2 separate regions of the Homo sapiens genome follow, and region 1 is linked to region 2. A link is a contact called in ENCODE Hi-C data. All regions are on one chromosome and are shown on one strand. Each heading gives the region's core, a stretch centred on a gene start or an enhancer-like site at or near the end of the contact. The rest is flanking DNA. Distances are from core to core; before and after follow the strand shown. Region 1 overlaps PLXNC1 (plexin C1). Region 2 holds the start of TMCC3 (transmembrane and coiled-coil domain family 3).

The links. A loop is a pair of places that touch in the nucleus more often than their neighbours do. Pooled maps may share reads with other maps.
Region 1: a loop to region 2 is called in a pooled map, with 2.9 times the contacts of the local background. The contact joins the enhancer-like site here to the promoter of TMCC3 in region 2. A Hi-C loop is called at or near these places in 2 of 37 single-sample maps with no recorded cell type and 9 of 50 pooled maps.

Annotation. Positions count from the first base shown.
Region 1 is chr12:94,303,440-94,310,223 of GRCh38, forward strand. PLXNC1 (plexin C1) reads left to right here. Exons shown (of 31, transcript NM_005761.3): 29 at 317-457; 30 at 538-612; 31 at 1,742-4,236. The coding sequence ends at 1,846. It overlaps CEP83 (centrosomal protein 83), which reads right to left. Exons shown (of 17, transcript NM_016122.3): 16 at 6,479-6,668; 17 at 4,259-5,478. The coding sequence ends at 5,374. Among named protein-coding and RNA genes, the nearest start is that of PLXNC1-AS1, 130 kb to the left of the region's middle. RefSeq lists an enhancer at 895-1,774 and a silencer at 2,389-2,488. Within about 2 kb of position 1,435, at least 3 of the 41 ENCODE cell types and tissues checked have a DNase peak (open chromatin) inside an H3K27ac peak, as active enhancers do.
Region 2 is chr12:94,647,497-94,654,323 of GRCh38, forward strand. TMCC3 (transmembrane and coiled-coil domain family 3) reads right to left here and starts at 3,061. Exons shown (of 4, transcript NM_020698.4): 1 at 2,857-3,061. The coding sequence starts at 2,934. It overlaps LOC105369914 (a long non-coding RNA gene), which reads left to right. Exons shown (of 2, transcript XR_945225.4): 1 at 1-2,107; 2 at 3,409-3,506. RefSeq lists silencers at 2,305-2,434, 2,525-2,994, 3,015-3,184 and an enhancer at 2,513-3,228.

The sequences.
Region 1 (6,784 bases), core at 185-2,684, 350 kb before region 2:
AAATAAGTTCCATTGTTACAGTAACTCAAAATCATGCAAAAATAATAATTTTAGTTCTTTTATGAGAGGAAGGCAGAATATATTAGCATTTAATCTGCCTGAAAATAACAGTGACTCACCAGAACTATCTAGATAGCAGTCAGTCATTCAGTCAACAACATTTAAGGCCTACTGCATGAAGCCTTGTTAGCAAGAGGTAAAACTGGTTGGTGGTGGGGGTTCAGCTACATTGGAATATTATAAATTCCTCCATCTTTTTTTTTTTTTTTTTTTACTCTTTTGGTGATGGTTGCTTTTTTTTTTTTTTTTTCCCCAGGAAGCACCAACTAATAAGCTTCTCTATGCCAAGGATATCCCAACCTACAAAGAAGAAGTAAAATCTTATTACAAAGCAATCAGGGATTTGCCTCCATTGTCATCCTCAGAAATGGAAGAATTTTTAACTCAGGAATCTAAGGTATCATTAGAAAGCAGAAATAAGCTTATATTTGGTTACTTTACGTCATTTCAGAATCTCTCAACAAGTCTTTCTTTTAGAAACATGAAAATGAATTTAATGAAGAAGTGGCCTTGACAGAAATTTACAAATACATCGTAAAATATTTTGATGAGGTAAGATTTTAAATAACATTGTTTTTAACCTTTGAATCAGGCACAAGGATGTGGTTATAGCATTCTGTCAGTTTCAGAACAGCTCTGGCATCCCAAAAGGCCAGAAAGGGAAGCCAGGAAGCCTGTCTGAGATGGGGGATCCTGGCACTGAGCCAGACCCTGTACATGGCTGCCCCCCTTACAGTTTTATCATGCTGCCCACATTTGGACCAGCCTGAATTTACATTTGAGTTCATGGGGCCTACAGCCACCCTGACTCAAGTTAACTTTGATGAGTAAGTAGTGGCCCTATTAAATGGGGTCAGCTTATGCTTGATTGTAATTTGCTAAAAATGAAAGCTAAGCTTGTTAAATTGCCTAGATTCTGTATTCAATCGTTATATGAAATTATGACATATTTCTAACTTAAGCGACTATTTCAATAAACCATTCTCCTTTATGATTAATTCTCCTTAATCTGGGTTTTTTTCTTTGGAAATTCAAACAGACACATTCATCAGATGCTTTGTTTCCAAACAAATGTTAACTCCCCCTTCCCTGATTCCCCCCCAATCATGCTGGGACAGGCTATCCATGTCAATGGTGAGAATAGCTCACCAATTCCATTTGCTACTTGAAGATGAAGTGAAGCTCTAAGGTAGGGTAGAGGCAATGAGTTCTTAAACATGATAAGCATCCCTCGTTCCAGGGGTCAGGGGAGAGAAGGGAAGCACGAGGAGGGACTACACTGCCCAGATGGGAGGGAAGGGAAGGATCTGTCTCTGACCAGGATGTCCCTGCCTGCTGCATTTAAGGAGAAATACTTGCCTGCATGTTGGCTGCCCAGGAATGCTTGCTGTGCTTGGAATGGCTGTGACATAATGCATAAAGCAGGGCCTAGGAAGCCTGGCCCCATATTTGTAAGCAAATAGTTGGTATTTCTTGCGAGCTTCTATTTTAAGCCAAGGTATTGTTGATCCTGTGATAAGGACTTAGCAAAACAACTTGCAAAGTGAGTATGTAAATGATGGAAGAAAATGTTGGCATCTGTTTCATACAGATTTTACCACTCACAGCATCAGGTATGCAAAAAACAGAATTGTAACGCTAAAACCACAATATCTAAAATAACTGTTCTAATTGTCAACAGATTCTAAATAAACTAGAAAGAGAACGAGGGCTGGAAGAAGCTCAGAAACAACTCTTGCATGTAAAAGTCTTATTTGATGAAAAGAAGAAATGCAAGTGGATGTAAGCACTCTGGGGCCTGGCTTAATCTGGCAAAGTTCTTCAGACGACTTGGGAGCAAAATGGCTGCTTGAGCTACTCTGTGTCGTTAATTTGTTGTTTGCACATAGGTTCCACTTTGGGCACTGTCTTTTTAAGAGACCAAGGCACATGCACAGCTTTTAGAAAGCATACCAACCCTTGTGCCTGTGTGTATACCGTGGGAACCCTTCTGTAAATAGAGTTGAAGTGGTTGTTGCAAACAGCCTCCTTGTTTACAGAGAATACAAGGCCAGTAAGCGAATGTCAGTATTGTAACTACAGTCTCCACTTAAGCACAATGATATAAGTGGTTTTGTTTGAAAACTACAGCTATGTAGCACTTGTGCTACACTGCACCTCTGCATTGTAAAGGGATACTGCCAGTGCTCAAAACAAAATGTGAAATGAGTCATTTGGAAACAAGGTGGGGGTGTTAGGGCAACCTCGAGGATTTGCAGCATTGAAACTTTCCCCAGTAGTTCTTGGAAAAGCTGACCGCAGAATTTGGTAGTGTACACTTAGCATTTGTGAGTGTGTGTGTGTGTTTAAACCAAAAACTAACAGTGTTGCAACATTGTTGAAAGGGCTCGTGTTTTTCAGTGGTCATCAACTGCACTCCATCAAACTCACCTCCATTTCACCAAGGAGCTCTAAAGTAAGGAGAGTGGGCTTTATTTAAATGAACAGCATTTTAACCAGATACTTTGTCCTAATGTATGTTCCTTTTCTTCATCTGTTTTTTCATACTAAATGTATTTGATAGTGGACATGTTGGATATTATACAAAAAAATCATTAATTCATTTCTGTTCCAAAACCTTTGATCAGAACGATCTGTGGAAGAGTAACTCCATTTCTATATGAGTGAGTGTCTCCTTGCTTTAGATTTCTGGTGAACCCTGTGGTTATGAATACTTGTGTGTGATTTAAAAAAAAAAAGATACATTTTACATTTTATCGAATTGCTGTTCACACTGGAGTATTATATATAAATATATATATTTGAGGCCCAAGGCCTGAAAAATATTAGTATACAACTTGGTATCTTAGTCTTACTATGTACTTTTTGAAAGTATTCCTCGCAGGAGAAAGAATTTAAAATACCCATTTTATTCATGCCTTTCTTTTTAAAGAATTCTCTATCCAGTTATACTGTAGTCTTTTTAGTGCTGATTTTTTAATTCCTGAATTTTTGCTGCTCATGACCAGTTTTAATACCACTGTGTTTTCCTTCTATTAAACCAGAAGAAGTAAACAGCATAATTGGCAACTCTTGAGCTTTTCTTGTGGCAGGCACCTTTTACCCTTGGTGCTCCAAATCCCCCATCTAGGAAAGAAAATTTTTTCAAGTCAAATAACATTGATCACATATTCCTTGAAATCATTTACCAACACTGTATGGAGCATTAGGATTTAAATATGAATTTGTCTTAAAGGCAATTCCTTTTTGCTTCTGTATTATCTGGAAAAGCATGAGAGAGGTGACACCTCAACAAACTGATCAGAGAAAATAAGCAGTTACTACCCTGATAGGCACCTTCCCAATCCTGTTGCTTTTGACCATTGTCTGTCCAACGGACACACCTCAAACAAACAAAACTACCAAATAGATGACAGATCAGAATAAAGGTGAGAGGTCTGGTCCCCATTGAAGGCTGCTACAGTCTTCAAAGAGGTGAAGGAGTTCATAAGAGAACAACAGTAGGAAAGTTGAGAGCCAAGGGTAGGAGAGTTGCCCAAAAGACTTCCCCTACTACTTTAGGGTACTGAAAACTCAAAGGATCAGCTACAGCTTTATCTAAGTATTTACTAAATGCTACATGAGGGTGTCCCTGTCCAGCTTTCTGGCACATGAGTCCTGTGTGGAGAGTTACCTCCTCTTCCAGGGACTGTGCTGTTGGGAACTTTGGGCAAGTCACTTACCTCTTTGTGCCTCAATTTCTGTATAATATTTCTAAGCTACCTCACTGAGGTGGTATGAAGATTCACTAATGTATGTAGCGTGTTTGTCAATCCTCCAGTGAAAAGCACTATCTAGATCACATTTTGGATCACATTAGCCAAATGCAGTAAATGGCCAAATTAGATGTGTGCTGAAGACAATCAGTCACTGGGTCTATATTAAACAGCAACCAGAGCAACAAATGGCAAACAATTTCTATTTTCAAGTTTCTTTGCATATTTTTTTGGTGCAAAACCATTTATAAACTTTTTTTTCTAACACTAGTGTCTACAGCAGCATTCAAAAAAATTCTGTTACCTTTTCTGTATTAGGATTTAAAGTCTATTTCTTATTGTATACCTGATTGAAGCTGTTCTTGGAGATGAATGTTTTAAATGTCTATATCCAAAAAATAAACATTTTGATGTAACTGTGGACTGTCTTTTTTTTTTTTCAATTTTCTAGTTATAATAGTTTTTTTATTCTAAGTGGCTCCGTGGAAATTATTTTTCAGAGATAAGGTGTCACTGTATATGCTGTGAATAAGCAGCTATATTATGTAGTAAGTAAACCTAGTTTGCTAAATGGTGCTAAGGACTGCTCAATTACAGTCCTGGCCTTCTTCACTATCAACTGGGACTTTTGACTATGAACACCTTGGGATAATGAACATTCCACTTAATTTGGGAGACTTGAGCTTTAGCCTCGTTAACATGAAATTATTCCAGCAGAATTCCTCTAAAAGATGTCACATTAAAAAGGCTTCCAATGGGTGTAGACCAAAAAAAATGAGAGCATACTTAGGGACACAAAACACATAATTATTTGGTTAGATCCACAGTAATGGGAAGTAAAGTTAAATACCAACAATGTTTATAAAAGGACCTGAGTTCAAGTTTTATAATCAATGGCCCCCTTGTTAATACAGCCATAGGATTTAATTATTTGCACTTATTCTCTATTCTAACAAAGCCAAAATCAGTAGACTGTCATATTGCTAAATATATGCTATATGGTTGATGTAAAATTAAACACACGATTAAAAAAAAATTAAGCTCTTTAATTATGTGCACACAGATTTTAGAAAAGGTAGCCTTTTGTATATAGATACCTTTACATTCTTTAGGCTGACTTTTAAATTGTCATCTTTTTTCAACTACAGTTTTTGTATATAGTAAACCAGAAGATGTGTATGGACCCTGTTATGGCCAAGCATCTCAAAGATGAAGAGAGAATTAATGATAGTTATATTTCACTCAAAATGCCAAAAAAAAAAATTCAACAAAGTAAAAATTTTAAAACTTGACTCTAACTAGTTCCTTTTTGTTTTACATTCTCAAACCATTGTCAAATATTCTAAATATCTCTGAGAATTTCTCTTTTAATGCTTCACTTGTATAATCTTAAAATCCTGACAGTCATACAATACAGCATGTAGTAGGTACCTTTTCTTGAGGCACATTCAAGTGTTTTGGCAAACAGTAAAAAGTATCTAAATGCCACAGGTTAAAATGTCAAGTTTTACTGAGTCACCAACTTCACCTCTTTTGATCTGCCTGTTCTCCAAGAACATCATTCTCCGGAAGATCCAAGTTCCTCTAGTTGTTTTCTTTGTGTTGTTTCCAGTTCTTCTAGTCTTTTGCGAAGTAGAGAGAGTTCCCTTTGATGTTGTTCCTCCTTAAAATGATGTAGAGAAAGCATAGCAAAAGAAACTATTAGAAAAACTGTTAGGTAGCAACCTTGGACTGCCTCTTTTATATATGCCTATAACATCTGGCAAGGAAATGCTGACCACTGTAGCAGTCTAAAAACAGTAGCATGGGCTAAACTACCATCTAGTTTTGCTTCTCTCCTGCCTCAGGCTCTAGCCTTAAGCAAAACCCGTAGTCTGTTCTTCTCTAGGTATAAAATTCACCAGGGAGTGAATTAGAAAATACTAATGCAGGGCCCAGGTATACTTACATGGTAACTTTCCAACAACACTGGTGTTTAACAGCAGTTTATTATAAACAAAGCACTTGGCCTGAGATTCAATTCAGTGATTAAAATCTTCTGTGCTTATGTTATAAAACATAATTACTTATTAATACTCCCATCTTCTGAAAAAGAATCAATCTGATTCCTTCAATACCTCAGGGGCTTGATACAATAGAAAGAGCCCGGGTTTTGGATTCAACAGGTTTAGGTTTGAAACTTTGTCACTTATTAGCTATGACCTTATGCAAGTCACTTCACTCTGAATCAGTTTCCTTATCTATGAATTAGGAATAGTAATATCTGCCCTCAAAGCATTTTTCGTTAGTATTAGACATTGCACGGAACATGCACAGTTCACTGCGTTAGTAAATTCTCAGTAGTAATTACTATTAACATTATGAATAAGCTACAAACTCTAGGTTACTCAATGACTCAATCAAGTTTCCTCTTTTCTATCGTCCAGTAAGAGATTTCACTCTCAGCACCAACACTAAAGGATCATGATTCAAACTGAATTCAGCAAATTTCTATGCTAAATGAAAGGGAAGAAGTTAAAAGTAGTTTTAAATGTTTATGCCATTTTTGTGGTGAATTTTGAGCACTGACCAAAGTTATAATTTGAGTTTTATCACCATATTTAAACATAAAAACCTACAAAAATGTACGACTTTTTTTTTCCCCCTAAAATAAATGCTCATACCTGCATATGAGGAGGAAATGGTAGTTCCATGCTTGGAACCATGGCTGATGACTGAAAGCTAACAGGATTGATAGATGCTGTTGGAGGCATGTTAGGAACCAAAATTAGACTTCGAAATTCATTATGTCTTCTCTGTATATCTTTTAGTCTTTTTTGAAGCCTTGTATAGTCTTCAAAAGGAACATTTTGTCTTAAAAAGAAAAAGAAATGTTTCTTTAACATGGTTATACCCTATTGAAGCACAGTATGATTCACAGAATATAATTTTAAACTGGAATTTCTAAATTATGAGATCTATATATAATA
Region 2 (6,827 bases), core at 1,811-4,310:
CACTTCTAGGCAGAAACTCCATATCCCTGAAAGATTAGTCGACTCTTCCCATGACCCCCTAGTTCTCATTGGCATTTTTAGGGGAGCTAATTCACCAAATGAGTTCATAAAAGGGTTCTTTTTAAATCCTATACTAGTTTCCTCCCAAGGAGATGGTGACATCAAGAAATTAGCACTCGATGTCTTCCTCTCGCATCACATACGTTCTGGGTGTCAGGAAAACATATCTTTACAGCTGCATCCAAGTGAGTTCCACAATACAGGAGCTACGATCATTTAAATGGATGAATACTTTCTGCACAGTAAAATTGTTGCTTTCCCTTCATTACAACAGACTTATTGTAGCCTCAGGACAGACTTGAAATTACATCAACCCTGCTTGAGAAAAGTTATTATTATGAGTTTACAAAAATTTCACTAGTTCTACCTATTCCTCGCTGTCTCAACAATAAAAAACCTAAAAGCAGATAGCTGAGAAGTTTCAACTGGGACCTCAAGAAGTCCAGCATCACTGTAGTAGAATTTGTGATTACGGTCTGCTGAAGTTCTAGCCCTTCTCTGATTTCCTCTCTTCACTAGATCTGACTGGCCCAATGTGCTAATTTACGATAATCCGCACATATAATGTCTAACTCAGTTTTAATACACAGCTTATTTAAAAATCGGGTATCTCCATGCTAACAATACAAGGCAGCAGGTACAATAACATTGTCAGTAGAATTGTTTTATTTATTTATTTATTTATTTATTTATTTATTTAAAGACAGAGTCTCGCTCTGTGCCCAGGCTGACGCGATCTCGGTTCACTGCAACCTCCGCCTCCCGGGTTCAAGTGATTCTCCGCCTCACCCTCCCGAGTAGCTGGGATTACAGGCGCCCACCACCACGCCCGGCTAATTTTTGTATTTTTAGTAGAGACAGGGTTTCACCATCTCGGCCAGGCTGGTCTTGAACTCCTGACCTGGTGATCCACCTATCTCGGCCTCTCAAAGTGGTGGGATTACAGGCATGAGCCACCGCCCCCGGCCCGTCAGCAGAATTTTAAAGAAAATCAAGAAATCACATAAGGTTTTGACCTTTTAATAGAAAAGACTGGCGTAGACAGGCAACAGTGGCAGATGCGGCAGAAACACTCTGCAGTTACCTTACACAATTGCTTTACCACATTCCACCTAAGCAGTTGAGGCACAAACTTTATCACCACCATTTTACAGGTTATGAAGAGTGAGTTTTGTAAAGTTGCATGAGTTTTGCCAAACCACTTAAATGAGTTGACAATGAGCCATCCATCCCGCTAAGATTACTAATCTTGTTTACACAAAGAAGATCACAGTTGTGACAAGAAAAAACAAGCTTTCACATTTCAAGTCTGCAATATTAACTTTACAGAATCCTCTCAATTACAAATGCATTCGAAGATGATCTCCTTTTCTTCATAGTTCTGTTAACTAGCATTACAGCTATCCAAGAAGAAATGTCTACCTGTGGGTAAGCACATTTCTTCAATGTTTATTCCAAATGGAGTTTCTGGTTATTTTCACAGCAAACTGTTACGAAACTTATACACAAAGTGCAAAAACAAGAGAATTGTAAGATTGAGATGAGTGCATGAGGTATTATTCCACCAAATATATTCAATCTGTAAAAACTCAAATCATCCTTCCAAAATGATTAACAGATGCTAAAGGAAAAAGGGAAAGCGGGCAAATAAACCAGAGACTCATTGCTTCACTTCTGGGGCAATCGATTACTACTTCAAATTATGAGTGAAGACCAAAATCCTGCACAAAGGGCCGCGACACAACCCCGTCACTATTGCTACTATTTCCATCCAGTTGGTCTCTCGATCTTGGAAGTGGCAGGCCAGAATCTGAGCCCGGCTCTCCCTCCGTGAACTTTACACAGAGGCTGACACCCAAATCCCCAGTTCTCGGACAAGCGAGTAAGTAGTTGGCGGAGCAAAGAACAACTCCAGGTGCCTCCTGCCAGAACAGATGCCAGCGTGGAGGAGGTGCTTTGTTAAATGGCACTTCAATCAGCCCTGGGGAGAACGGGTTACAGAGCCTCACATCCAGCCTCGACGATTCAACAGCCCGGGAGGGCAAAGGTATTCACCGGGGAGGGCGAAGGCTTCCTCTCCCAGGACAGACCCGCGCTTGGGCTGCGGCCTCCGTCTTTATTTTGAAGCCCTACAGGGCTCGTCTCTGCAGCAGGCTCAGAATGAGCTATTTTCGCCCACAGCCAAAATCAGCAACAGCAAATTACACTGCAAACAATGGCGAGGGCGCCTGCTCGGCTCGGCTCGAAACTCCGGAGAGGCAGCGCAAAGATTCTGACTTTTCACTTGGGCAGAGCCCGTCCGCCGCCTCCCCGCGCTCCGGCTGCGCACCGCGCTCGGGTTCCGGCCACACGCCCCGAGGACAGGGAGACAGGGCGGCCGCCGGGACGTTCGGCGGGGAGGGCACCGTCACACCCAGGGCGAGACCCCGGAGACCTGGAGACGCGGGGCCGCGGGTGGCCGGGTGGCGGGATTCCCTCGCGGAGCGGCGGGCGCTCCCTGGCGGGGAGGACAGCAGAGCGCGGGCCGTCGGGGAACCGGGCGTCCCGCATAGCGCGCGGGGACCTGGGCGCCGTGAGGGGCAGGCGGACCTGGGATCCCAGAACCGCAGCCTGGGCTCCGACGCCCCCGACGCCCACCCTTTTAGCTCGGAGGATCGGGGAGGCACGGACCTCCGGCGGCAGCGGAGGGCGGCGGCGAAACGCCGGGGGCGCGTGGGTTAGCACTGAGCCGCCGCCCCAGCCCGCCTCGCCCCCGGGCCCGCGCGCACCCGCCGCCCCCCAGCCCGCTGCGCTCACCCGGCTCTTGCAGCGGTGGTGCCGGCCGGGGTACGAGTAGGTCCGGTCCACGGTGAGCGCCGTGTCGCTGCCCGGCATCTCCGCGCTCCGGCCGCGAACTTTCCCGTCTTCTGGGGCTGCCGCGCCGCGAGCCACCGGCTGTGCTCGGGATCACCCTGGGAGCCGCGGGCGAGGGGGCGGCGCGGCTGCTGCAGCTGTTGCCTCTGGTGCCAACACCCGCGCGGCCGCCCTGCGCCGCCGCCGCCGCGGGGTGGGGGAGGCGGGGCAGGAGGCGAGAGTCTCCTCCCCCTTCCCTTCTCCCCGCCTCTCCCGCGCCCCGCAGCCGCCTGGACCCCCCACCCACCCCCGACCCGGGAGGCAATGTCTTCGCCTCCCTCCCTGGCTGAAAGTTGATTCCATCCCCTCCCACACAGCCCTCTTTCTCCCCAAAAGATAAGCGACATCCACACTACACTATCTGTTGACTTATTTTATATATAAAAGGTGACTGTTACTGCAAGAAGTTGACACTTGCCTTAAATGCCTCTTTTTATGTTATTCTCCATTCAACAGGCACTTACTGGGCAGCTGCCATGTACCAGACGCTGGACTAGAGACCAGAGATTTAAAGTAAAAAAATGAAATAAAATAAAAACTCCCCCCGACCATGATTGCCCTGAGCATAGAGCATACTTCCACTTAAACTAAGATCCTACTGTGTTGTGTATTTTAATTTTGCATATCTGGCTCACCTTTATGTTTCTTTCTTTTTTTTTTTTTTTTGAGACTGAGTCTCGCTCTGTCACCCAGGCTGGAGTGCAGTGGCGCAATCTCGGCTCACTGCAAGCTCCGCCTCCCGGGTTCACGCCATTCTCCTGCCTCAGCCTCCCAAGTAGCTGGGACTACAGGCGCCTGCCACCACACCCAGCTAAATTTTTTTGTATTTTTAGTAGAGACGGGATTTCACCATGTTAGCCAGGATGGTCTCGATCTCCCGACCTCGTGATCCACCTGCCCTAGCCTCCCAAAGTGCTGGGATTACAGGCGTGAGCCACTGTGCCCAGCTTACCTTTATGTTTTAAGCTACTTGGAAGTCAGGATATCTTTTCATTTTAGTATTCCCCATTCCCAGTCATCAGTCCCTGCCCACAAGGAATTTGGAGTTTAGAAGAGGAAGGACCATTGGTGAACAATTTAAATATCAGTAACCCCAAACAAAATTCAAAACACCTGTTCTGGCTCTGTAGGGTGTACAGTGGGAGACTGGGCTGAAATATTTAAAGTGCAGCTGTTCCAGAGAGGACCTGGAGCCCAGTGTGACCAGTCCAGGGGGAGGGAAGGATTTCCCTCATAGGGTTCAAAGGGGACGGTAGAGCAGGCTGAAGAAAACTTTGGAGCCCCTAAAATCAGAGGTACATTTGGGAAAACCTCAAGTCATCAGTTTTGGGGAGTGTCCTCAGGAACAGGAAGACATGATGGAAAAGAAGGCAGAGACCATGCAGAATCTTCGTTCAAGGGTAAGAAGTTCAGCCTTATTCTGTGGGAACTGGGTAGCTGTTGGAAATTCTTGAACAGGGAAATGATAGCATGGGAATGGAAGTTTAAGGAGAAGGTATATCTGACATCAGGGTGAAGCAGCGATTGAAGATGGGCAAAACACACTGGCTTCTTAGAAGGCCACTGTAAAGACAGAATAGCCTAATTATCCTTCAGAAGGAGACTAAGTAAATAAATGATGGTACATCATCCAATAGAATATTAGGTAACTGGAATAGAAATGAGGCAGCCCTCTATGAATAGCTTTGGAAGCAAATCTAACATACATGGTTCAGTGGAAAAAAAGCAATGTGCAGGATAATATATATGGCATTCCACCATTTATGTAAAAACAATATATGTTATGTGCTTCTACATGCACGACATATATCTGGGAGGATAAATAAGAAACTAGGGAAACAGACAAGAAATTGATGCCAAGAGAGGGGAACCAGGTAGCTAGAAGGCAGAGATGGAGAGAGATCTAATTTTCACTGTGTATACTTTTGAAACTTGAATGTTTATACTGTGGGCATATATTAACTATTCAGAAAGTAAAATTTTTTAAAAAATGTTTTTTAGAGATAGGGTATCTGTTGCCCAGGCTGGGGTGCAGTGGCACAATCATAGCTCACTGCAGCCTCAAATTCTTGGTCTCAAGGGATCCTCCCACTTCAGTTTCCCAAGTAGCTAGAACTACAGGTGTGTGCCACCATTTCTGGCTAATTTTAAAAATATATTTTTTTGTAGAGAAAGGGTTAAAACTAACTTAAGAAGAAATTGAAAGTCCCATGTAGTCCTTAAGCCATTCAAAAAATTAAATCAACACTTTTAAAAATACCCATCTACCACTACCCCAACACACAACTATACTAGACCCAGAGAGTTTTTCAGGTAAGTTCTTTGAAAGAAGAGAAATACCAAACGCTGGGGTGTGTGTGTGTGTGTGTGTGTGTGTGTGTGTGTGTTGGAGGGAGATTTTAGCTAGGGTGGCTAGAGAAGTCCTCCATGATAAGGTGACCTTGAGCAGAGACTTGGGAAATGAGGAAGCCAGAAGTATAGACATTGAAAATTTCCAGCAGACAAACAGAAAGTCAAGGGCCCTGAACATTTCGGGAGTGTTCAAGGAAGAGCAAGGAGGCCAGTGTTCACTGGAAAGAGATGAGGTCAGAGACATTTCAGAGGGCCAGATCATATATGGACTTTCATTCTATTTTAAGAACTTTAATTTTAGGCAGGGCGTGGTGGCTCACGCCTGTAATCCCAGCACTTCAGGAGGCTGAGGTGGGCCGATCACCTGAGGTCAGCAGTTCAAGATCAGCCTGACCAACATGGAGAAAATCTGTTTCTACCAAAAATACAAAATTAGCCGGACATGGTGGCGCATGCCTGTAATCCCAGCTACTCAGGAGTCTGAGACAGGAGAATCGCTTGAACTCAGGAGGCAGAGGTTGTAGTGAGCCAAGATCATGCCATTGCACTCCAGCCTGGGCAACAAAAGCAAAACTCTGACTCAAAGAAAAAAAAAAAAGAAAAGAAAGAACTTTAATTTTGGGGAATATGGGAAGATTTGGAAATTTTTGAGCAAAGGAGTGGCATGATCTACCTTTTCACTTGGATGAAAATAAAATTGATCTCTACCTCACAGCATAAACAAAAACCAATACCAGATAAAGGAAAAATAAAGAAAAAAAATTAGCTGGACATGGTGGCTTGCACCTGTAATCCCAGCTGTTCAGGAGGCTGAAGCAAGAGGTTCACTTGAGGCCAGGAATTCAGCCTGGGCAACAGAGCAAGACCTGTCTCTAAAAAAATTAAAAATTAAAAAAAAAAAACAGATTAAAGACTTAAAGTGGAAAAAACACAACTTAAAATTGTCAGAAGAAAATGAAAGAATATCATTATTATCATCTCAAGTAAAAAAAAAAACAAGACACAAAAAGCATAAACCACAAAGGTTTGACATTAAAAAAATTAAACTTCTGCTTATGAAAATAAACAATAAAGTAAAAAAATAAGCCACAGACCAAACTCCAGCTAAAAAAAAAAATCAATATGGACAAATTTCACAAACAATACTGAGAAACAAAAAAAGCAAGCCACAAAAAATTACTTGCAGTAAGATTCATGTAGGCTGTGTGGTAGCTCATGTCTATAATCCCAGCACTTTAGGAGGCTGAGGTGGGAGGATCACTTGAGCCCAGGAGTTCGAGACCAGCCTGGGCAATATAGTGAGACCTTGTCTCCACAAAAAAAAAAAAAAAAAGATTCATGTAAAGTTTTTGTTTGGTTGGTTTTTTTGTTTGTTTGTTTTTGGTTTTGAGACAGAGTCTCACTCTGTCGCCCAGGCTGGAGTGCAGTGGCACGATCACAGCTCACTACAACCTCTGGCTCCCAAGTTAAAGTGATTCTCATGCCTCGGCCTCCTGAGTATCTGGATTGCAGGTGTGCACCAC